Linked DNA regions of Mus musculus: region 2 is linked to region 1. A link is a loop called in an ENCODE intact Hi-C map of the cell type or tissue named here. Cell type or tissue: gastrocnemius. All regions are shown on one strand.

Region 1 (8,000 bases):
AGGGCTTGCTTTGGCTGGTTCAGGGACGGCCCCTCGCTCCCTGGGGCTAGCGTGTGTGCTGCGGAAAGGCTCAGGCCTTGGAGAAGGTGGCAGTAGCTGTCCCGGTGCCAGGGGTGGCACCCGGCTCCTCAGCCCAGCGGTTCATGCAGCGGCGACGGGCGTTCATGAAGAAGTTGCTGACAGTGTTGAGCTCCAGGCCCAGCTGCTGCGAGATGGTGGCTTGCATCTCCTTGGACGGCCGCTTGTTCTCCTTGAAGATGGCAATCAGCGTGCGGCGCTGCAGGTCTGTGAACACGAGGCGTTGCTTCTTCGGCTGCAGAGCCCTCTCCTTCTGCTGATCCTGCTCTTTACGCTTGCAGGCTGGAAAGGGGACAGAGGGGAGAGAGGACATCATGGGGGGGGGGTGAGGGGACACAGACACGTGAGGAGGGGCAGAACACTGACCAGGAGTGAGGAAACGTGGTCAAGGGGACACAGCAGGGACAAAGGGATGTGAGGGAGGAAGAGGACGGGAGACACAAGGATGAAGAGATGGGACAAGCCAGGGGAAGGAAGGGGAGGGGAGGAGGCCAGGCAGAGTCAGGGGACAGGGAGCAGAAGTCTGGGAATCAGTGTAAACTGGACCACTAGGAGAGAGGCAGGCAGAGACAGCCAAAAATGGAGGACAGGACAAGCTAGAGAGGTATGGGGAAGACATGGAGTCACACAGTGTGGGGACAGATGAAGCAAGGGGCAGCTGGATAACACAAGTCAGAGCCATCACTGGCTGCAGCAGAGCCTCCAGAGGGGAGCGGTCCTCAGCTTCCTAACGCTAATCCTCCCCTCCTCCCCGGCCAGCCAGCCGCTTCAGCAAGGGCTCCTGACTCCAACCCCAAAATGGGCCCCTTCCCCAGAACTATAGGTGTAGGTGTTGTGTATCATACCTGACATGCTGCAGTCCCATCTGTTGAGGACAAAATGGGACTCATGTGTGACTGGTCTGATGAAGACGTGGCTGACTGTAGGCCCTGGGTTATATCTCAAGCAGTAAAGAGTCCTGACCGCCTGTTGGCCCAGTTCTGGAACTCCCTCAGGACCTGTCCACCTCAGTTCACAGCCTTTGTCTGTTGTGAGCCCATCCCCCTGCCTAAAATCTCCCAGGGAGAGGTTGGGGGCGTGGCTAGGGGGTAGAGGGTCTACAAATTGGAGTTAGAATGTTTGTCATCTGGTCTAGATGCAACTCAAAACAGATACAAAGATGACCAGATAAAGGAGAGAGAGCGACAGTTTGTAACATAATTCAGAGGGTAAAAGCTTGCCACCCTCACTCAGTGACCTGAGTTCAATCCCTGGAACCTGCATGAAGGTAGAAAGAGAGAATCAACTCTAAAACATTGTCCTGTGGCGCACAGCATGTCTTTGATCTCAGCACTCAGGAGGCAGAGGCAGGAGGATCTCTGAGTTCAAGGTTAGCCTGGTCTAACAGAGTGAGTTCCAGGACAGCCAGAGTTTTGAGCCAGGAAAACCCTGTCTCAAAACAAAACAAAACAAAACAGCATTGACCTTTGACCTCCATAGGTGCACCATGGCATGTGCGCACACACACACACACACACACACACACACACATGCATCATACATACACACAGCAACAACAACAAATAAAAAATGTAAGTACATAGATATGATGGTTAAAGATAATTGTCAGCCTGACAAAGTGTAGAATCACCCAGGAGACCAGGGTCTGTGTTTGTCTGCCGGGGAATTACTTGATTATTTTCATTGAAGTGGGAAAACATGCCCACTGTGCGTGGCAGCATTCCCTAGGCTGGCATCCTGCCTACTGTGGGTGGCACTGTTTTCTAGGCTGGTATCCCTGGAGTGAGTGCCCTAGCATGCATGTTTTCACTGTCTCTTCTAACTTTAGACAGAGTGTGAGCATCTTCCCCAGCTGCTAAAACCTCCTCTTCCCCAAAGCAATGAACCTGGAACTATTAGCCAAGCAAACCCTTGTTCCCTTGAGTTGGCTTTTCTTGAAGTATTTTATCACAGTGATAGGGAAGGAAGGAAGAATCAGGACTGAAGCACATGGGTTTCATGTGGATGAATGGAAATGGGCAGACACGTCTTTGTGACGTTTCAGAACCCTGAGAATAAATAAAAATTTCCTAAAGCTTCCAAAAAGGAAAGGCAGATGCCATGGGAAAGATCCAGAGAAGCTTTCAGGGGGTCAGAAACCAGAAAACAAAAACTCCAAGGGCAGATGGGGCTGGAGGCGGCTCCGTACTTAGGAACATTTGCTGCCGGTGCAAGGAACCAACGTCTAGGTCCCAGAAGACTGGGCAGCTAACCTGTAACTGCAGCTCACAGGACTCTATGCTCTCTTCTAGCCTTTGTGGGAACTGGTATGTACAGAGACACACTCATATACGTAATCAAAAGTAAAATAGCCGGGTGGGAGTGGTGCATGTCTCTAGTCCCAGCCCTTGGGAGGCAGAGGCAGAGGGATCTGAGTTCCTGGTCTATAGTGTGAGTTCCAGGACAGCCAGGGCTGCTGCTCAAGCAAACAAACAAAACCAAATAAATTAATTAATTAAAAAAGAAACAGGGGCCTAGAGAGATGGCTCAGCGGGTAAGAGCACTGACTGCTCTTCCGAAGGTCCTGAGTTCAATTCCCAGCAACCTCATGGTGGCTCACAACCATCTGTAATGGGGTCTGATGCCCTCTTCTGGTGTGTCTGAAGAGAATGACAGTGTACTCACATACATTAAACAAACAAATAAAATAAAAGAAAGAAAGAAAGAAAGAAAGAAAGAAAGAAAGAAAGAAAGAAAGGAAGGAAGAAAGAAAGGAAGGAAGAAACAAGGAAAATGTATATTCCACCAGAATATTTCGCCAACTATCTTGATATTAAGCACAAAACTGGGATGAAGGTACAGTGGGAGTGATGTGTAGTGGTCACACCTTTCATTCTAGCACAGAGACAGGGGATCTCTGTGAGTTCAATCCCAGCCTGGTATACATAGCAAGTTTCAGGCCAGCCAGGGCTGCATAGAGAGCCTGTTTAAACAAACAAACACAGCCGGGCCTGGTGGCGCACGCCTTTAATCCCAGCACTAGGGAGGCAGAGTTGGCTATACAGAGAAACCCTGTCTCGAAAAACCAAAAAAAAAAAAAAAAAAAGAAAAAGAAAACAAACAAACAAACAAACACAGAGAGCCAAGGACTGCAAGAGTGGATGATATTTCACAGATCTCTCTTCCTTCCTTCCTTCCTTCCTTCCTTCCTTCCTTCCTTCCTTCCTTCCTCTCTCTCTCTCTCTTTCTCTCTCTGTCTCTCTCTCTCTTAGTCTCTCTCTGTGTCTCTGTCTCTCTCTCTCTCTTGGTCTCTGTCTCTCTGTCTCAGTCTCTCTGTTTCTGTCTCTCTGTCACTGTCTCTCTGTATCTCTCTCTCGGTCTCTGTCTGTCTCTGTCTCTCTTTCTGTCTCTCTCTTTCCCCCATCCCCCTTCAGGGCTTACATTAAGTGTAGGATAAGTGAAAAATGCCAGAACAGAAGAGAACCTGGGAGTTGCTCTGTAGGAGAGGGTTCCCTCTGGAACTGCTGCGGTACCAGCCTGGAACGGAAAGCTCCAGGGTAAGTCCTGAGAGCTCACTGCCTCATGAATGCCTCCCTTACACAAGCCTCAATGAGTTGGTTTTGCCTCCCGCTTGGGCAGTGAAATTGCTCGAGTGGCTTAAGGATCTGCAGAGTTGCACAAAAGAGGAAATGGAATCCTTACAGTCTCTGTGGCTGCGTCATGGATTCGACACGCATGGCCAAACCACGAGCATCCCATGGCAAAAGGTGGATCTCTCAGCAGATGGGCAAGCTGGTTGGGGGCGGGTGGGGTTTAGAGATGAAGGATGTCACAAAGGCTGGGAGAAAGCTGTCAGTAAAGACCTCAGATAAGCAGGAGGGCCCGAGTTTGAATCCTCCAAACCCACGAGAGTCTGCTGTTGAGGTGAGCTTCTGAAATCCTAGCGCTGAGGACTGGGAGACAGGCAGATCCCAAGACAACCCTGCCTGGCCCTAATCGGTGAGACGCAGGTCTCCTGAGAGACTCTACTCAAAGGAAAAAAAAAAAGAAAAAAAAGAAAAAGGTGGATCAGGGCAAGAGGGACACTCAGCTCAGCGGTTACAGCACTGTCTGTGAGCACAGAGGATCCAGGTTTGTTCCCAGCACCCACCAGGGGCCTCACAGTCATCTGTAAGTCGAGCTTCAAGGGGATCCCACGTCCTCTCTGACCTCTGAGGTTGCCACGTGGTGCACAGACAGACATGCAGCCACAACATTCAAATGCATAAAGTAAAACTAAACAAATTTCCAAACAAATAGTGTGAGAGGAATTGAGAACCTCTGACGTCACCCGTGCACGTGTGAACACACAGACTGGGATCTGAGGCACGGGCGGCAGCGGGACCCGTTTTGGTTGCTGGAATAAAATACCGAGGTGAAGAGAGCTAGGGGGAAAGGGTTCATGACAACTCGGCTCGCAAGCTTGCTTGTGACTACCCAGCTTGCACTCTTGCTTGAACTCAGCTGACTTTTCCCCACTCTTTCTTTTTACATTTTAGTTTTGTTTTTAGTTGAGAGTGGGGCAGTGTCTTGCGTGTGTACGTGCAGTACTTTCTCAGGCCAGAAGGGGGAGGCAGATCACAGGAGCTGGAGTCACAGGTGGCTGTGAGCTGCAGTTGCTGGGAGCTGTGGCTGCCCTTAACTACTGAGCTGTCTACACAGCCCCCTCCCATGCCTTCTCTATTCACACAGTTCAGGACCCAAATCCAGGGACAATGTACCAGTCTTCTTCCCACCCAAGGTAACACAACAGAGAACCCCTTGGCCAGTTATGATAGTGCATGACTTTAATCCCAGCATTCGGGAGGCAAAAGCAGGTGGATCTCTTTAAGTTGACCAACCCAGTCTACAGATCGAGTTCTAGGATAGCTAGGGCCGCATAATAGAGAGACCCCGACTCAAACAATAACAGAGCACAAAGGTGATCCCACACAGACAGGCCCACATCCACCTACGCTACAGTCCCTCACTGAGACGCCATTCCCTGGTAGTCCTTGGTTGCCTCAAGTGGACAATGAAAATTGACTGTTGCCCAGCCAACCTGCATGGTAAGACCCTGGCTTCCATCCTAAACCCTACAAATATGCACCTATATTTGGCAAAGGCTGGCAGGTAGATGGTGCTCCATGCTGGCGGATGGACACTAACAGAAACAAAGGGAGATGGTCTTCCCTGAGGTTCTTAGGAGTGTGGTGGCAGATACTCATCCTGGGATGAGGATCCAACTAGAAGAAGAAATCACCCATCTATCTATCTATCCACCCATCTACCCATCCACCCATTCACCCACCACCCACAATCCACCCACCCATCCATCTACCTACCTACCTACCCACCCATCCACTCATCTATCCATCCACCCATCCATCCACCCACCCATCCACTCATCTATCCATCTACCCACCCACCCACCCATCCACTCATCTATCCATCTACCCACCCACCCACCCACCCATCCACCCACCCACCCATCCACTCATCTATCCATCTACCCACCCACCCACCCACCCATCCACTCATCTATCCATCCACCCATCCATCCACCCACCCACCCATCCATCCACACATCCCATCCACCCATCTACCTATGGTACCACCTAGCAGTCTACTACTAGACTGTTAGAAGGGGACAGAAATACAGATTCTCAGAACACACAAGATTTTCTTGTCAAGAGCTTTCTATGGATTTGTTATTCTGTCCTTATGATAAAATATTCCTTTTATTCACACAGAGACAGTAAATCATTTGTCTAGAGAGGGCCAGCCAGAGACAAACCATTGACAGGCCAGACCTGGGTGGATCTTCTTGGAGTCTCTAAAGGGGAACCCCAAACCCAGGGTAGGGGAGAGGCCAGCCACAGAATAAGTCTGGAAAGAAACAAAAAGTCCCTTTTGGGTGGATGGTTCATGAAACCACTGCCTGCTCCCTGTCTTCCGTCTAGTGACACAGCCCTGGCTCCAGGCTGAACTGCTGTCTGAACCCATGGTCCCCCCACTCCCCATTTCCCGCTGCCCAAGAGAAGGATTCTGGAAGATGAGGCTACAGGGACCCTTATAGCAGCTGTCAGCCTCTAAGTCAACTCAAGCCAAGCTCTCTCCATTTCAGTGCAGAGGAAACTGAGCCTGGGAGCACCAGGCCAGTCACAGACTCTTCTTCAGGGCCCAGGCTGACCTATGGTGTGGGTCCATCTCCATTTAAGAGATAGCCTCATCCTAGGCTGAGTTCTTCTCTCTCACCTCCAGTGATCATCTCCACTGTCTCTTTCAGACTCCCTTCCTTCCAAGCACTGCCATGCACCGTACATCTGCCCTATTGTCTTCACCTCCATCTCCTCTTCCATCTCCTCTTTCTCTTCCTCCATCTCCTCTCCCATCTCCCTCCTCCTCCAGCGCCTTCATTCCCCTCCATCTCCTCCTTCATGTCTTCCTCCTGTCTCCTCCTTCACCTTCCACTGTCCTCTCTCAATCCCACCCTCCCTTCCCCCATTGCCACCTAGACAGCCAACTGCCCAACGCCCGCCACACCCATCCTCCCCACCCCATCCCCGCCCTCACTTCTGCTGCATTTTGGCTTGCTCTCTTGCTTTCTTCTCTCCCATCCGCACTGTTAACCGTGGTGTCCTCAAATCACTATTAAACATAGCACGATCCCCACCCTGGAGTCTACCTCCTCTAGCCTGGGCTCCCAGGGCCACCTCCAGGGCCCCATCAGCCTTCTCTGTGCCATCGGAGCTGCCTCACACAGGTGCCTTGACAGCTGCAGGGCTGGGGTCATAGTCATCTAGTTCTAGGGATTGGGGTGAGTCTACAGGCCTCTCCTATCACCAGTAAAACCAAGACACACAGTGTTCAGTGCACACCAGTCCCATACAAGCCTCCTCCACCACCCCTCTGTCCTGATCTGTGGCTACCCCGCCTTTTTTGGAAACCAGGGTCTCATTGTGTGGCCCTGGCTGCCCTGGAACTCACCTTGTAGACCAGGCTGGCTGCTGCTCCCATGTATTAGAATTAATGGTGCGCACCAACATGGCTTGACAACTTTTTAAAAAAAAAGATTAAAAAAAAAAAAAAAAAGAGTTGGGCATTGTGGCGCACGCCTTTAATCCCAGCACTCCGGAGGCAGAGACAGGCGGATTTCTGAGTTCGAGGCCAACCTGGTCTACAGAGTGAGTTCCAGGACAGCCAGGGCTACACAGAGAAACTTTGTCTCAAAAAAACAAAACCAAAACAAACAAAAAAAAGATTAATTTTTCTTATTTAAAAATTTGTGTGTAGCTGTGTCTACACTGGGGCATGTGCAATGAGTTGCCCCATGTTGTTGGGTCTGGAGCTGGAGTCACAGGGTTGTATTCCATGTGGCAGGGAATTGAATTCAGGCCCTTTAAAACAGCAGCCACCCTTAGCCACAGAACCTTCTCTCCTGCCCCTCGCCTTGGAGCTTGTAGGTTTGGCTAGACTGGCCGAGGGCAAACCCCCAGGATCTCCTGTTCCTGTCTTCCCAGGGCTGAGACTACAAGTAGGTGTCACCATACCCTGGGGTGTGTGTGTGTGTGTGTGTGTGTGTGTGTGTGTGTGTCTGTGAGAGAGAGAGAGAGAGAGAGAGAGAGAGAGAGAGAGAGAGAGAGAGAGAGAGAGAGAGAGAGAGAGCCCGTGTTCCTGCCACCCACCAGCTTTGCCCCATCGTCTTGAAGTTCACATTGTGTCCAGAAGAGGGCAGGCGCTCCCGGTCTATTGGGTTATATCCCGCAAAGGCATGGCAGCTGGAGGCGAAAACCCTGAGTTTAGGGTGTAATCTGTTTAGACTCCGGGTTTTGCACGCGGGGAACCTGCGTTGCCCGTTTCTTGGTTCTCTAGAGTTACTAGAGTCTACAGACCACCCCAGGCCAAGGCCTTATGTGCAACTG
Region 2 (8,000 bases), 130 kb after region 1:
AGTCTGCTTCGGCCTTTCCGGACACAGGACCCTAGAGGGTCAGAAACTTCTGCCTCCTCCTCGGCCATGGTTCAACTCCTAAGGAGGAACACGCGGCAGGTTACAGAGCCCATAGGAAAGCCAGGCATGAAAGGTGACAGGCTATCAGATACATGGCGCTCAGCCAGAGAAGGAAGAGGCAGGACATCACACGTCGTCGTATGCCCCGTCTATAGGAGAGGGGTCACTCCTAAGACCTACATCCTACGCTGGGACCTGAGGGGCTGGGCTGTTTGAGGTTATGTTCACCGCCACACACAGAAAATCCCAAGAACCTCTCTTGGGACCTTACTGTCATGGGGGGGGGGGGCAGTCTTTCTAGGAGCAACGAAGGTCCTGGAGGGTGAGAGGTGTGGAAGCCCACGCATGCCTTTAGTCCCAGCACTCCCGAGCCAGAGGCAAGAGGATCTCTTGAGTTTGAGGCCAGCCTGATCTATAGAGTGATTCCCAGGATAGCCAGAGCTACACAGAGAAATCTCGTCTTGAAAACCAAAAAATAAAAGGGGGTCAGGGTGGAGGTCACCCTGGCTTAGGGCACCAGGTCCCGTGTGTGTGTGACAGGTGGTCTGAGGGAAGAGACCCTTGAGGCCACTCACCTGGATCTCAGCACTTGGTAGACTGAGGCTGGAGGATGGTCAGCTCAGGGCCAGCCTGGACTACATGAAAACCTGTCTTAAGGAAAGAAACGAAGGAAGCAGGGAGGCTTGGGTGGGCTGTGGCTGGGTAGAGTGCTTACCCAGCATGCATGGGACCCTGGGTTTCAGAGCCAGCACTGTATAAGTCAGGCGAGCTGATGCAGGCCTTTTTATTCCTGCATGCAGGACGCTGAGGCAGGAGGATTAGGAGTAGACAGTGAAGCAGTCAGATAGACACAGGGTGAGCCTGAAGTGACAGGGACGCACCCCAAGGACACTCAGCCTTCAGCCTTCAAGATAACGGAATCAGCCCGTCGTGCCCTGATGTTTCAATGGCTCCACTGAGACTCTTTGTCCCCGCAGCCCTGACCAAAGAAACTAAAATTTGGAAGGCACAACAGCGAGTGGTCAGCAGCAGAGGGTGGCTGTGGCCGCAGGGCAACGGCTGGATAAGATAAACTGTACAGCTGACAGCACCTGCAAGCTGCCACAGTTTGGAAAGGAAGAGAGTGACCCGCAGGGGGTCGAGGACAGGCAGAGCAAATTGGCTGGTGGAGGGAGCCTTCAAAAGGAGGTGGGACCTGGGGACCTGAGTTCCAAATGGTGTGTGGCTGCAGGCATATGTGGGAGCGGCTGGTGCCACAGCAGTCGCAGGGAGCTCAGAGGTCAATCTGCAGGCCCTGGCTCTGCCCATCCACCCTGTGTCTGGGCAGCAAACTAGGTCCTCAGGTTTGGAGGCAAACACATTTCCCTGCTGAGACAGCTCACCAGCACTTTAGTCTGTTATATTTCTTTACTTGCCTTTTAAAAACATCATCTGGAAACCGGGCGTGGTGGCGCACGCCTATAATCCCAGCACTCAGGAGGCAGAGGCAAGCAGATATCTGAGTTCAAGGCCAGCCTGGTCTGCAAAGTGAGTTCCAGGACAGCCAGGGCTATACAGAGAAACCCTGTCTCGAAAAACCCAAAACCAAAAAACAAACAAACAAACAAACAAACAAAAAAACCCAACAACAAAAAACCCCATCATCTGATTTAATATCTATGGCATTTTGCCTGCATCTCTCTGTGCATGTACGTGCAGTACCGGCAGCAGCCAGAAGGGGGCGTCGGTCCCCTGGAGCTGGAGTCACAGAAGGTTGTGAACCCCCATGTGGGAGCTGGGAACCGAATGGATCCTCTGCGGGAGCAGCTGGGTGCTGTAGCCGCTTGCCCATCCCTCCCGTTCTCCCTGAGGTGTCCCCAGACCCTGAGCCCTGGGACCACAGGCCGACACTTCTCCTCCACTTCTGGTTAACATCCAGGTGTTGACATAGGCGAATCAGGGCAACACAAGGACAAACTGATAAAAACACTGGGATCCCAGAGCACAACACACACACACACACACACACACACACACACACACACACACACACACACACACACACACGAAAAACGTAGCATCGGCCCTCCCCTTCTCACCATCTTTCTGGTGCTCAGGAATGTCCTGGCAGATGCTCTCAGGAGCGTCAACGCTGAGAAACAGACAAAAGTCAGGTCTCAGGTCCTCATCAGTCGCCTCCAGAGTCTCTGTTCACTCCCTATCGGTGATAGGGAGTGAACAAAAGCATGGTTGCAGTGGTAGATTTGACATCCATCACTGCTGAGCACGGAGCTGGGGAAATTGTGAACCTCCCAGGCAGGTTGAACAAGTGTGGAGCAGTCAGCCCTAGATTTGCTGTGCAGCTCAAAGACCTTGAGACAGGGCAGAAGACCCCAGTGTGGATTCACTGTGCTGACACCCTCAGCTGGCATTATGGACCGTGAAGAAGCAAGACAGAAAGGAACACACGGGAGGGAATCCTGGGATTCTTCTAGAGATCTAAAACATAAATAAAAAGCCTCTGAGGAGGCTGGAGAGATGGCTCAGTGGTTAAGAACACTGACTGCTCTTCCAGAGGTCCTGAGTTCAATTCCCAGCAACCACATGGTGGCTCACAACCATCTGTAATGGGATCTGATGCCCTCTTCTGGTGGGTCTGAAGACAGCAACAGTGGTGGCACACGCCTTTAGTCCCCTGCTAACTATAATCATTTCACGATAAATGACACAGGCAGAGATCAAGCGTTGGATTCTATAAATATTTCTACTAGGGCCTGGAAGATGGCTCAGCAGGTGCAGGAGCTTGCTGCCAAGCCCAGCAACGTGAGTTCAATCCTCAGGACCCACATGGTGATAGGAGATAGTGGCTCCAACTTGTTCTCTGATGCCGGGCAGTGGTGGCGCACACCTTTAATCCCAGCACTTGGGAGGCAGAGGCAGGCAGATTTCTGAGTTCGAGGCCAGCCTGGTCTACAGAGTGAGTTCCAGGACAGCCAGGGCTGCACAGAGAAACCCTGTCTTGAAAAACCAAACCAAACCAAACCAAACCAAACAAAACTTGTTCTCTGACCTCCCCATGATCATACACACAACAAATATGGATTTACGTTTTAAATTTTATTTGCTTAAGAATTCTATGCTAAAAAGTTCACTCACCTCAAGGCCAGCCTGGTCTACAGATCTAGTTCCAGAACAGCCAGATTATACAGAGACCCTGGATCAAAAAAAAAAAAAGGCGCCCTGGACCTATCTTCTGTCGCCCCCGTGTGGCCAAAGCGGCACATAACACCTTGTTCACAAGCACAGCTTGCACTTCCAAAACTCGCCACGCTGGGCCCTGTTTCACCAAGCAGCCCACAGTGAGCTGAGCCTCTGCCTGCTACAGGGCCCTCTCTGATGTGTCCCAGGCCTTGTCTCTTTCCCCAGACTCTGACAGTAGTAACTGGAAAGTGGTTTTTTGTGGGTTTTTTCTTTTTCTTTTTCTTTTTTTTTTTTTTTTTTTTTTTTTGGTTTTTCAAGACAGGGTTTCTCTGTGTAGTCCCGGCTGTCCTGGAACTCACTCTGTAGACAAGGCTGGCCTCGAACTCAGAAATCCACCTGCCTCTGCCTCCGCTGGGGTTAAAGGCATGTGCCACCACGTCTGGCTGTTTTGTTTTTGTTATTTTTTTAAATTAACAGATAAATTTATTCTTCACTTATTTACTACACCTGACTGCAACTTCCCTTCCTCCTAGCCCCTACAACCTCCGCTCCTCCCAGGCGCTCCAGATCCACAGTTGCTCCACTTCCCTTCAGAAAAGAGCAAGCCTCCGAGGGATATCAACCAAACACCACATAGCAGGTTACAAGATGGGCACAAACATCTCATATCAAGAATAGGCGAGGTGACCCATTACAAGGAAAAGCTTCCCATGAGCAGTGACAACCCCACTCCCGCATCACCACACATTTGCAGAGGACCAAGTGCTGACCCATGCAGGCTTAGAGCTTCAGTGTCTGTAAGCCGCCCTGAGCACTGATTGACAGATCCTGCGGGACTTGGTTTATTATTATTATTATTATTATTTCAGTTAATTATTTTTTCTTCAGATGGCATCTCATTATGTAGCCCTGGCTGTCCGGGAATTCTCAATGTAGACTAGACTGGCTAGTCACAGACATCCCCCTGCCCCTGCCTCCAGAGTGCTGGGAATAAAAATGTCTACCACTAAGTCTCATTTCATAGTTTTCAGTAGAAACGCCTGTGGCTTTGTGTGCAGAACTCCTGGTTGGGAGTGCCATAGCTTCATGATGATCCACCGCTGCCACCCTAGCACTCGGGAAGCCGAGGCAGGGGGATTTCTGAGAATTCAGGATAGAGAAAAACTTGGTCTCAAAAAGCAAACAAAGAAAACTGATTCATCACAATGGCTCAGGGGCACCCGAGTTAGGTTCCCAGAACCCACGTGATGGGAGAGAACTGGGTCCTGCTCCCTACCCTCTGACCGACATGCATGTTAGCCCACATCAATGACAATGCTCACCAACAGGGCCAGGGCAGCAACTGCAGAGCTTACCCAGCACAAAACCATGAGTTCCATTCCCAGAACCTCCGAAGCCCTGTGTGGTGGCACACGCTTGTGATCCCTGCACTGGAGAGATGGAAGTCAGAGGGTTGGAGGTTCAAGGTCATCTACTACTTAGAGGTATCAGTGACTTCACTGTACAGAGGGGGAAACTGTGGCTTCTAATTCACCCTCTCTCCCCCTCAACCGCCAGACATTTGTAAAACTGCCATTAAAAAAAAAATCTTTAATCCCAGCACTTGGGAGGCAGAGGCAGGTGGATCTCTGAGTTTGAGGACAACCTGGTCTACAAAGTGAGTTCCAGGACAGCCAGGGCTACACAGAGAAACCCTGTCTCAAAAAAAAAAAAATCTCAGAGCTGCAGAGATGGCTCAGTGGTTAAGAGCACCCACTGGTCTTCCAGAGGTCCTGAGTTCAGTTCCCAGCAACCAAATGGTGACTCACAACCATCTGTAATGAGATCTGATTCCCTCTTCTGGTGTGTCTGAAGAAAGCTACAGTGTATTTATATACATAAAATAAACAAAATTTTTAAAAAAAGAAGAAGGCCGGCCTGGTCTATAGAGTGAGTTCCAGGACAGCTAGGGCCACACAGAGAAACCCTGTCTCAAAAAATCAAAAAAAAAGAAAAAAAAAAAAGAAAAAAAATCTCCCCTCATGCCACAAAGTCACCTTTAATCCCAGCAGTTGGGAGGCAGAGGCAGGCAAATTTCTGAGTTTTTACATGCCTGAGTGCTTTTCAGTATGTGTATGATCTGTGTGATACACTTCCTACAGAAGCCAGAAGATGGCGACAGAGCCCCTGGAACCAGAGTGACCGCCAGTTGGGAGCTACCCTAGTCCGCTACCTAGTCCGTGCAGGTTGTGGGGGTGGCTTAGCAGGGCGCTTCTTCACCCTCTGCGCCTTTGCTTTTCTTTCTTTCCTTCTTTCTTTCCTTCTTTCTTTCTTTCTTTCTTTCTTTCTTTCTTTCTTTCTTTCTTTCTTTCTTTCTTTCTTTCTTTCTTCTTTTTCAATGCAGAGTTTTGTCCTCCTGAGCTAGGGGACACTATTGCAGGTTGTTGTCTTCGATATCCTGGGCCCTACAGAGTGCTAAGCGCTGACCCTGGCCTCTACTCACTCCATGTGGGAACCCCCTGAGTCCTGACAGCCCAAATGTCCCCAAAGTGTTCTTGGAAGGGCAGAACCACCCAGCTGGATCCCTGGACTTACAGAAGATTTTTGTCACTTCCTTTTCTTTCCTTCCTCCCTCCCTCTTTCCTTCCTTCCTTTTTTTTTTTTTTGTTTTTTCTTTCCTTTTTTTTCTTTTTCGAGACAGGGTTTCTCTGTGTAGCCCTGGCTGTCCTGGAACTCACTCTGTAGACCAGGCTGGCCTCGAACTCAGAGATCCACCTGCCTCTGCCTCCCAAGTGCTGGAATTAAAGGCATGCACCACCATGCCCGGTTCCTGTTTGTTTTTGAAACAGGGTTTCTGTGTAGCCCTGGCTGTCCTGGAACTTTGTTGCCTCTGCCTTCTGGGATTAAAGGCATGCGCCAGCACTGTCTAGGTCCTGGTTTTAAAGATTTGTATGAGTGTTTTCCTGTATGCTCTGGGCCATGATGTCCAGAAGGGGGTGGTGAATCCCTTGGAGTCACAGATGGTTGTGAGCCTCCACGTGCTAGGAACTGAACCTGGGTCTTCTAGAAAGGATGGCATGCTCTTTTAAAAAGACATTTCTTTCTTGTTTGTTTGTTTATTTGTTTTGTTTCAAGACAGGGTTTCTCTGTGTAGCCCAGGCTGTCCTGGAACTCACTCTGTAGACCAGGCTGGCCTCAAACTCAGAAATCCTCCTGCCTCTGCCTCCCAAGTGCTGGGGTTAAAGGCATGTGCCACCACTGCCTGGCAAGATATTTATTTCTTTTATATGAATACACTGTCGGTCTGTGTCTTCGGACACACCAGAACAGGGCATCAGATTCCAATGTGAGCCACCATGTGGTTGCTGGGAATTGAACTCAGGAACTCTAGGAAGAGCAGTCAGTGCTCTTAACCGCTGAGCCATCTGGAAGCTGTGCTCTTCATGTTTCCCCAGTGATCACAAGACTGCCTGGAGGTTTCTCCATCTGCGAGGCCTGAAGAGGAGCCAGGAGAGGAGATCAGGCACTACCCACCACTCTGCACATCCCTGCCTGTGTCGGGGCCTCTCCCTGAATCTACAGCTGGGCTGGAGGCAGCAAATCCCAGAGCTCCCTGTCTCCTCCCCACACTGGGATGGAGATCCAGGCTGGTTATGTGGGTGTTGGAGATGCAAAGGCATCTATCTCCTCATCCTAGTCCCGGAAGTGCTCTCTCCGTTAGCCGCCTCCACAGCTCCAGTCTTTGCTTTCACAGAACAGGAGCTAGGTTCTCTGCCCTTCACCCAGGTGCCCAGGCTCACTCACCCAGCTTGTCTCAGCCCCTCTGGTGGCAACAACTCACTGCAGGCATACCCTCTCTTAGCTCTTTGTCAGGACCCACAAGGAGGAATAAATTGGTCTCTGTGCAAAGGAGGCGTCTTGTGAAGCCCAAACTGGCCTTGAACTTGCAGCCTAGCCCAGGATGAGCTTGGGTCCACTTCCCGAGTGTCAGGGTGACAGGTCTGTGTCATTTCTCCAGGCCAGGGATGAACCTGAGACCTCAGCTACAGCCTCACTTCCGTTTTCCTTTTTAATGTCTGAGACAGGGTTTTGCTCTGTAGTTCAAGCCTGGAGCATGTGATCCTCCTGCCTCAGCTGCGGGAGTGAGCATTGGGAGGTGTGTACTGCCACACTTTTGGCTTGGTTTTCTTGACTCGCTGAAGCGGGGTCTCGATGTATAGACCTGCTTGGCCTGAGTCCTCGGCTGATCTTGAACTTGTGGCAATTATTGTGCATCCAGCTTGCAGGCACGTGCGACCAGGCCTGGGTCACGGATGTTTATTGCTTGGTTGGAACAGCTAAACAACACCAGGTCAAACCAGTTTGAGTCAAAATGTCCCTTACTTCCCCTGTGTTTCTCCACATCCCCGCCAGGTTCCCCACTGCTAAATAGAAATTTCAGTTCTGGTCTATTCCAAGAAATCCAAGATACAGTTATGTCCCACTGAGACTTCCTGTGATGCAAAGTCAAAAGACAGACTCGACAGACTCAACTCAGAAATCAGCTACAGAAGGACGCGGCTCAGCAGTCTGCCCTCCTCTGATGCCACAAAAGCACAGCAGAAGCCCCACCCTGGCCCCTCACTGGGGGATTCTAGACTGGGGGTGGAGGGGGAGTTCCATCCATGACCACGCCCCAGCCCCCTCATTGGAGGATTCTAGGTGGGGCTCCACCCCTTCCCCTAAGTTCCTTTTGCTTTGTGAGAGGGTGTCTCTGTGATCCCCGCCAGTCTCCTGTCTCA

The links. Peaks named below come from ENCODE experiments on the same cell type or tissue, not always from the same donor. Only the 100,000 strongest peaks of a DNase experiment are listed, where the experiment ranks them.
Region 2: it touches region 1 in a loop (2.2-fold over the local background); 15 of 42 quality-filtered maps call a loop at or near these places.

The regions. Positions count from the first base shown.
Region 1 is chr10:80,506,217-80,514,216 of GRCm38, reverse strand. It overlaps Onecut3 (one cut domain, family member 3), which reads right to left. Exons shown (of 2, transcript NM_139226.3): 2 at 1-360. The coding sequence ends at 71. Among named protein-coding and RNA genes, the nearest start is that of Onecut3, 15 kb to the right of the region's middle. In gastrocnemius, CTCF peaks have their summits at 4,653 (motif pointing right) and 7,819 (motif pointing right); DNase peaks (open chromatin) are centred at 4,667 and 7,812; H3K4me3 peaks cover 691 bases; H3K27ac peaks cover 321 bases.
Region 2 is chr10:80,371,698-80,379,697 of GRCm38, reverse strand. No RefSeq gene overlaps it. Among named protein-coding and RNA genes, the nearest start is that of Mex3d, 12 kb to the left of the region's middle. In gastrocnemius, CTCF peaks have their summits at 1,775 (motif pointing right), 2,709 (motif pointing left), 3,339 (motif pointing left) and 5,385 (motif pointing right); DNase peaks (open chromatin) are centred at 1,804, 3,322, 5,404 and 7,883; H3K4me3 peaks cover 257 bases.